Linked DNA regions of Mus musculus: region 2 is linked to region 1. A link is a loop called in an ENCODE intact Hi-C map of the cell type or tissue named here. Cell type or tissue: gastrocnemius. All regions are shown on one strand. Each heading gives the region's core, and the rest is flanking DNA. Links, peaks and the distances in the headings are about the cores only.

The links. Peaks named below come from ENCODE experiments on the same cell type or tissue, not always from the same donor. Only the 100,000 strongest peaks of a DNase experiment are listed, where the experiment ranks them.
Region 2: it touches region 1 in a loop (5-fold over the local background); 20 of 42 quality-filtered maps call a loop at or near these places.

The regions. Positions count from the first base shown.
Region 1 is chr8:124,347,978-124,352,058 of GRCm38, forward strand. No RefSeq gene overlaps it. Among named protein-coding and RNA genes, the nearest start is that of Pgbd5, 84 kb to the right of the region's middle. In gastrocnemius, for the core only: a CTCF peak has its summit at 1,973 (motif pointing left); a DNase peak (open chromatin) is centred at 1,955.
Region 2 is chr8:123,923,396-123,927,476 of GRCm38, forward strand. Nup133 (nucleoporin 133) reads right to left here. Exons shown (of 26, transcript NM_172288.2): 12 at 3,735-3,826. Among named protein-coding and RNA genes, the nearest start is that of Nup133, 24 kb to the right of the region's middle. In gastrocnemius, for the core only: no CTCF peak of the experiment used is centred there; a DNase peak (open chromatin) is centred at 1,524; H3K27ac peaks cover 1,526 bases.

The DNA.
Region 1 (4,081 bases), core at 905-3,404:
GATAGTGGGGTAGACCTACCCTAGGCCTAACTCCAGCTATGGACAAGGCAGGTACACGCTGACACCCTGAGTTCCACTCAGATCCAGTAAGAAGATGGAGGAGGAGGAGAGAGTCCAGTCTTTATACTGAGTTATCACATGTCACCAGGGTGCCACACACGAACAAAGGAAAGCTTGAGAGGCAGGAGTGGGTGGACAGAAAAGGATGTGGAGTTCCCATGTTAGGACTGGTTAGGACTGGCCAGCCCTGGAGAATACTTTGCCTCTAATTTTCACAACCCATAAAGTGTTTCCCTATTTGGCACTGGGCAAGCTCTAGCAAGCCAGCCATGAACCTGGGTGACTTGTATAGGTCACATGAGGCACCAGCTCTGAGACTGAGCCTGTCCTGGGGCAAGGGGAGGGCTCAGTGTTGTGCTCTGTGTGACAAGAGGTGGTGAGAAGATGGCAGTCCTCCAGGAGAGACCAGGGCAAGCAGCCCCCTTGTAGCAGCTAGCACATGGCAGTTCTCAAGAGCTGGAGAGCATCAGAGAAGGCTTGGGGATTCTGAGGGGAGAGCGAGGACCTAAAGAAACCTCAGTCAGTTTGGGCTTGCACACCAGACCCACTCCTTGCACACTAGACCCGCCCCTTGTACACTAGAATCACCCCTTGCACACTAGACCTGCCCCATGCACACTAAACCACTCTTTGTAAACTAGACCCACCCCTTGCACACTAGGCACACCCCTTGTACTCTATACTGCCCCTTGTACACTAGACCTGCCCCTTGCATATTAGAGCCACCCCTTACACACTAGAACCACCCTTTGACACTAGACCTGCCCCTTGCACCCTAGACCTGCTCCTTGCACACTAAACAACTCCTTGTAAACTAGAACCACCCCTTGCACACTAAACTACTCCTTGCTCACTAGACCCACCCCTTGCACACTAGATCCGCCCCTTAGGCCAGTCCAAAATGGGAACCCTGTGCTCACTTGCAAGAGGGGCATTGTGGGAGAGGTGAGTGAGGAGGGCATTGTGACCCTGTGTTACACCTAGTGGTCCTCCAAGGAGCAAAGACAGGACTGTGAACTCATGAACTTCCCACTGGAGACATTGAATATGCTCTTCAGCAAATTGGACAACCTTGCAGACTGTAGCTATTCTCATCTGCCTCTCGGGGACCTTCAGTGCCCTGGTGGGAGTAGAGGTGGGGCTGTCCAGGAGTCAGGAGGCACAGCCCCTTACCTGCTCGGCTGAATTCCTGTAAGTCAGTCATGGATGCTAAGCCATTTCTCCATGGCAGGAAGAACTGTGGGGCTAGATAGAGTTTTTCAAGAGAGCCAAGTTGTCTGGCTTGGGACGTAATAAGGTGCTAGGGAAAATGGTGGGCTTTGGGTGTGACTAGACCTGACCTCCTCCTTCTCATAGCTGAGCCACTAGCCTGCGTCATTGCCAATCTCCGCTGTAAACTGGAGGGCTGAGATTTGGGCTGTGCACAGCCCAGGTCCAGGTGAGGTCCTTGGCCTCATCCAGTGTCCCTGTGATGGTGGCTCAGCTTGTCCAGTCCCAAGGTTACACTTGCTACTCTTCTCCACTGTAGGCTCCCATCAGATCGGGGGTGGGGTGGGGGGGGAGGGCGGCATGACAACCTACCACCTCTCCCCGTCTCTAAGATTCAGTTGTCCTTCGGCACACTGTGAGCTTATCCTCTACTGGAAAATACGGTTGTAGCATCACGGACCCCTCAAGTGTCCCAGTGCCTCACAAACCTAGACACGGTGACCAGGTGAAGGACTGTGGGGCTCTGCAGCTCCTTTCCTTTCCCATCCCCGCCAGGTCACCCAGTTAGTCCCAGTGACCGTGTTGTTGCTGGTCTCACGTGGGGCTGTGTCTTCTATAATTCCAGCTGCCCACACTCCCCAGTCCACAACACTATTTGGTCTGTTTTGTGCTAATTTGAGGTTCTGCTGCCCTCTGCTGGCCAGACCGGGAACAGCCTCACCCAGAGGTAGGGACATTTCCCAGGAAAGAAAGGCAAAAAAACCTAGGTTTAGAAGATCATGGGATCCAGGTAAGATCAGGCTGTCAGATCTGTTGCTGTGTTGTTACCCTGACACTTTTGAGGTTAGACACAGCACCTAAACCTGCCCCTCTCCCAGGCCCAGTTCAGTCCACCCATTCCAGGGCAATAGCCTTGGATTCTTAGGTACCCTATACTCTAATGTCCTTAGAGGCCTCAGTGACTCCTTCTCAAGATCTTCAGATATTGTGCTTGGCTGCATGGGATCATAAAGGAATTCCCCACCACATACCAGCTTCCCTGAGCCCGCTCAGAATCAGACCGGATTGCAGAGACCGCACTGTCCTATTAGCACCTGGTACAGACACCAAGGTTACCGTGGGCTTCTTGGGTCAAACACCTACTCACTGTCTAGAGAGCTAACGGGCGCAGTCTCAGCAGCCCCTTGCCCCGCAGAACTGTCTCGAACACGTTGAGCTCAGGAGCATCCCTGTGGGGCAGCTCAGAGGTGCTGGCCCATATTTGCCAGGGTCACATAAGGTTTGCTCCAGGAACAAAGGCACTCAGCTTGTGAAGTAACACCTCCCTCCTGACCTGCCACAGTACCTCGGACCCAGTGACAGTGAGTGACAGCCCATGTGCCCCAAGCCTTGGCTTTTACTGTTAGTGCTCTGGGCAAGTGAGAGGTCTGGTTTTCTCCTCTGTGCTGATGAGTGTTCTTCTTACACCTCGGGGTCTGGGATTTGGTGTTCCTCCGTGGTTTGATTTAATGATAGTTGTAGTCTGCTTGCTTCAGGTGCCCTTCTCTCTCAAGGCAGCCACAGCCATGTGTTCCCATGAGCCCCAGCTGTGCCTTGAATGTGGTTTGTGCCCCCCAGCCCCACCCCAATCCCACCCCCACCGGACCCCAACCCTCTACATGCTCAGCTTCTGTTTGGAGGATCTTACTTCTGACCTGCATAGTCCAGGCTGTCCTCAGACTCACAATAAAGTTCCTTTCACCGTGTACTCACACATGCACACATGCGTGCACATGAACGCACGCACACGCACACGCGCACACACACACACACACACAGGGATGACAGGTATATTCCACCATGCCTAACTATGTGTTGAAATTCAGTGCCCACTGGGAGGCTTCAAGGGGACAGGACTTTAGTCCGACTGTCACCCAGTCAGGGCTCTGGAAGGGGGATCTGAATAGGCAAAGTCATCAGGGTGGTGCACCTGACAGTCCTGGTGGCTTTTTAAAAAGGACTGGCTATGGGGCCATCCCTTGTCTCCATGAGATGGCTGAGCCACCTCAGGATGCTGCCAGCCACAAACCATCACCAGCTGGAGCACCTGGGCTCTGACATTGGGGACAGTGAGTGGAATCAAACTTTACAAAGCAACCTAGCTTTGAGCACATCACTAGATCAACAACGACGACAACGAGAAAGAGACCAAGACAGAGAGAGACAGACAGAGGCAGAGACAGAGAGAGACACACAGAGGCAGAGAGAGACAGAGGCAGAGAGAGGCAGAGAGAGACAGAGACACACAGAGACAGACAGACAGACAGACAGACAGACAGACAGAGGACTAAACCTGCCCTCAAAAGCCTATACCACTGAGACATATGACCAGATCTTAGTACCCATGGTAGGAAGGCTGGGACTCAGGATTAGTAAACGAACCCCAGCAGGCCACCTAACTTCAAGGTCTCTTTTCCTTCAGGGTGCATCTGCCCCAGGAAATCTTTGCTCTAAAAGTACCACTTTGACATTACTCCTGTGGAAGGACAGCTGAGGGCCCAGACCTGAGCTCTGAGCCAGAGGGAGGGAGGAGGATGCTGGTGTCCTGGCCCCTAGTGGCCATCTAGGGGCTCGCTGAGCTCATTCTCTGGGATGGACAAAGAATTGAACATCCAGGAAAGAGCGAAGTCCAAGCCACAGAGACAGGGCCTCTGACTTGGGAATGTTTCTATTTAGGAGTATGGGCGCTTTACCTGCATCTATGTCTGTGTATCTCATGTGCCTGGTACAGAGGCCAAAACACCGAGTTGAATCCCTGGAACTGGAGTTACAG
Region 2 (4,081 bases), core at 573-3,072, 420 kb before region 1:
TTGCTTCCTCTGGCTTGCTCACCTTGCTCTCTTATAGAACCCAGGACCACCAGCCAAGGGATGGCACCACCCACAAGGGGCTGGCCCCATTGATCACTAATTGAGAAAATGCCTTACAGCTGGATCTCATGGAGGCATTTCCTCAACTGAGACTCCTTCCTCTCTGATGACTCCAGCTTGTGTCAAGTTGACACAAAACCAGCCGGTGCACCTGGAAAGTTTGGGGGGAAAGTTCCAGAGCAACAGCATGAAGGACAGTGAGCTCCTAAAAAGAGGACTCTTCTAACCTGGGCAGAGTCATGAGAAAATACCCAGATACCAGTAAGGCCAAGAAGAAGATAAATATGGCCTACACCGAGAAGGCATGAAGGAGATCTAAACATGCACAGCCTGCAGACTGCGGTGTGTGGCTGCACACAACCCCAGGGTCCCGAGGGTGTGCAGGCGCCACTCTAGTCCAACTGTCAAATATGGGAAGTTAGGAGGATCTGGTAGTAACTCAGAACTCTAGTGGAAGAATGGTGTTTTTACTGTGAAGTGTCCACTTCCTTAAAACTCCTGGTCCTGAGCCATGCACAAGTAAAGCTCTTGGGTATAGCTATGTTGGGTATAGCTATGGGTCTAGGGTATAGCTGCGTTGGACCCAGAAACACTTCCTGAGACTATTTAGGCTGAGGCCCCTTTCTGTACCTGGTAACCCTTCCCTGGGAACACCTCAAACTGCCTGCATTAGATGAGCAACACCCCACACTCATGTCTACCTGGAGCCTCGGTGCTCTCTATTTGGGAAGGATGAATTAAGATAAGGATGATCTTGGGGGGGGGCAAAACCCAGCCTACAGCTGATGTAAGGTCACGTGCTGAGTGCAGTGGGACAAGTCTGATACCCTAGCACAAGGAGTGCAAGGCTGAGGGAGAATGATCTCCAGTTCTAGGCTAGCCTAGGCTACACAAGTCGCTGCCTCGAAAGAAAAGAACTAGAAAGAGGCAAACAGAAAAGAAGCATCAACAAGCTCACAAGCTTGTCAGGGGCCATGGTTGTGAGGATGAGAGCATGAACGCACTTCCCAGACCCTCCAGGGCACTGTGGCCCTGTGACCCTGTAATGTGAGCCCCATAAGCCACAGACTTTATGGTCATTTGTCTTTTTTGGTTTCCTCAAAACAGGGTTTCTCTATGTAGCCCTGGCTGTCCTCGAACTCAGAAATCCACCTGCCTCTGCCTCCCAAGTGCTGGGATTAAAGGTGTGCACCACCACTGCCTGGCTTGGTCATTTGTTTTGGTAGCCATAAGAAACCAAAATGAAAGCTACAGTTCCTGGCTGCACTTTCATGCACAGTCTACAAGACCATCACTAGAAACCTGTGCAAGATGAAATAACCCAAATCTCTCTAGTAAGACTCAACCATGCAATACAAGGCCATAAATACACACTCCACTATCTGGTGGTGCCCCCATGTGGACAGGACAGGGAGACCAGCAGACCATAAACAAGGCAGTGTTAGACTGACAAGCTTAGAGTCTCCTAAGTGAACGTGCACCATCCTGCACCATCCTGCAGGTGGCAGTAGAGGCATCTTTCCAAACCAAGACATGCAAGGCAAACTACTGCTCCTTCACCCCTCTCCTCAAACTGCCAGAACCAGCAACCATGCTACCTACAGCCTCGCTGCTCTGGCAAGAGACAGACTTGGCAGGCAAGGCATTTTCCCAAGTCTATTCAAACATAAACCAATCCTGCCTATGAAGGAAAGTACGTAACAGGCAGATAATGTGATGATAAGAAACTGACATGTGAACCAGTGCCCATGGCGGTTCCACTGTACACGCATGCCCTAAAACCTAGACGGCACAGTTCTAAGGCTACTGTGCCCCAAACATACTCCAGTACATCAGGAACCCTGCACTCCACAAACAAGCCCAGCCAGCCCGTGAGAGTGGGGTCAAGTTCTAGGGGCTCTTTGCACAGGTGACTCATCTGCTAAAGACACGTGGTCAGCCCCAAAGAGCTGAAATGATCTCCAGCTGTCGACAACTGGGGCTGGAGCCCCAGGCTTCCAACAGGCTATAGGGATCTACTTGTACAAGACCTAATCAATAATTACAGATGCTTCCCCAAACTCTCATAAACAAAACACCTTGTATTTACAAAATTTTTTGAATAAAGAAAAATGAAAACCAAATAATATGAAGCTAAAAAATAGACAACACTTGAAAGTTTTATCTGTTATGTTTGACTCTCAGGACTATTTGACAATGTTTGGAGATAATGTGGTTATAACAAACAGGGGGAAGGACCAGTGTGGTACCAGGCTTCTAGTGGGAGAGTCAAGGGTGCTGCTCAACAGATGCCCCCAACTGGTTACCTGTCTCAAATGTCAAGGCAGCAATCACACTCTACAGGAAGCAAAGAGCTGCCAGCCAAGGCCCTACAAATGTGAGAAGTCCAGGCCAGAAACAGCCACATCGGAATCTGGGCACAACGAGAGCACAGCTGGGACTTGCCCAACTGCCACCCGACCTGATCTCCAACAGCCAAACTGCAGAATCTGAGCAAGCCTGAAGAACACTGGGTTCTGTGGTAACTAAACCTAAGTCAAAGGAGATGCTTCTGCAACATCCATACAACTCAGTCTGCAATTTATCCACTTTGATACTTTATAAGGGAGACCATGTCCACTGTCTTCAAGACTGCCAATTTGAATGGCCATTGTTTCCCATGAAGGCCGTGTTAAGATCCGATGCTCCCGACCTACACGGGGCCTCACTGGCTGTCAGGTTCAGATAATTGTTTAGAACCTCAGCACCCAGAAAGACTTCCTCGAAACGGCACACTCTCACCACTAGCTCTCAGTGCCCACCAGTGCACAGCAAGCATCAGCAAACTGTGTCCCACACAACTGTAAGCTGTAGCTTATACTTTTGTACATTGTGTGAAGTTTACCCTTGTGTTAATCAAATACTGATTTTTTTCTGCTCCTATATCCTGTTTCAATCTGGACAGGGCATTGTAATCCTTATACCAATAATCTCTGGTCTCAAATTTGTGTAATTCTTACCATTTGTTCTCTACCTTATCAATAAATGCTGATCACCCAATGGCTGGGCAGAACAGAGAACAGGGCGGGCTGTGGACCAAGCAGAGGAAGGAGAGAGGAGGCTCAGATCCTCCAGGAGAATGGAGGGGTGGAGCCATGAGGCAGGGGGTCTGGAGAAAGATCATGGAAACACAGCTAAGCCCAAGGTGCAAGATCAATAATATTATCAAAGCACACTGGGATGGGCTAAGAGGCAGCCACATTAGCAGAGGAGGGTGGGGTCAGCTATTAAGGGGCAGCTTTAAATCTTGGTTTCTCTGTTTGTTATTGGGGACTAAATTAGCTGCTAATACTTATATTAAGGATAATTCATTTACAACACGCTGTGATTTAAAATGTGCTAGGCCAGCTGAGCATAGTGGTCATGGCTACAAATCCTGCATTAGAGGAGCAAGATAGGAGGACCAGCCTGAGTTACACAGCAAGACCCATAAAGCAACAGGGAGGTGCGTGGGTATGTGCTGGGGTGGTTAGGAGCGGCTCTTGCTCTTGCAGAGGACGTTTTGGTTCCTGTCACCCTGATCAGGTGCGTCACAATTGCCTGTAACTCCAGCTCCAAGAGATCTGATGCCCTTTTCTGGATTCTATGAACACACACACACAGAGACAGAGACAGAGAGATCTTAGGTGCCATACCTGCAGTACTGTAGAAATGCAGCCTTAAGCAGTTTTGTCTTGTCTTCATGGGCTACAGTTTCGTTTTTTGTGGTGGTCTCAAAAACCATACTCTGCAAAGAAAAAAGCTATCACTTAGAGGTGAAGGCACAGGATCATTCCTACCTGAAAGGTGATCCTGCGGTAGATCACACAGCCAGAGCTGATTGCTGATGACCAATCAAAGCCCTGCAGGAAAGGCAGGTAACTCAGGACTTTCCCACCATTGGTCAGAACTGTCCCAACTGTCTCTATGCTTGTCACAATGGGCATTAGCGGGAATGACACGGCTGAGCAGGACTAAGGAGAACTAGGAAGAAACGGAACAG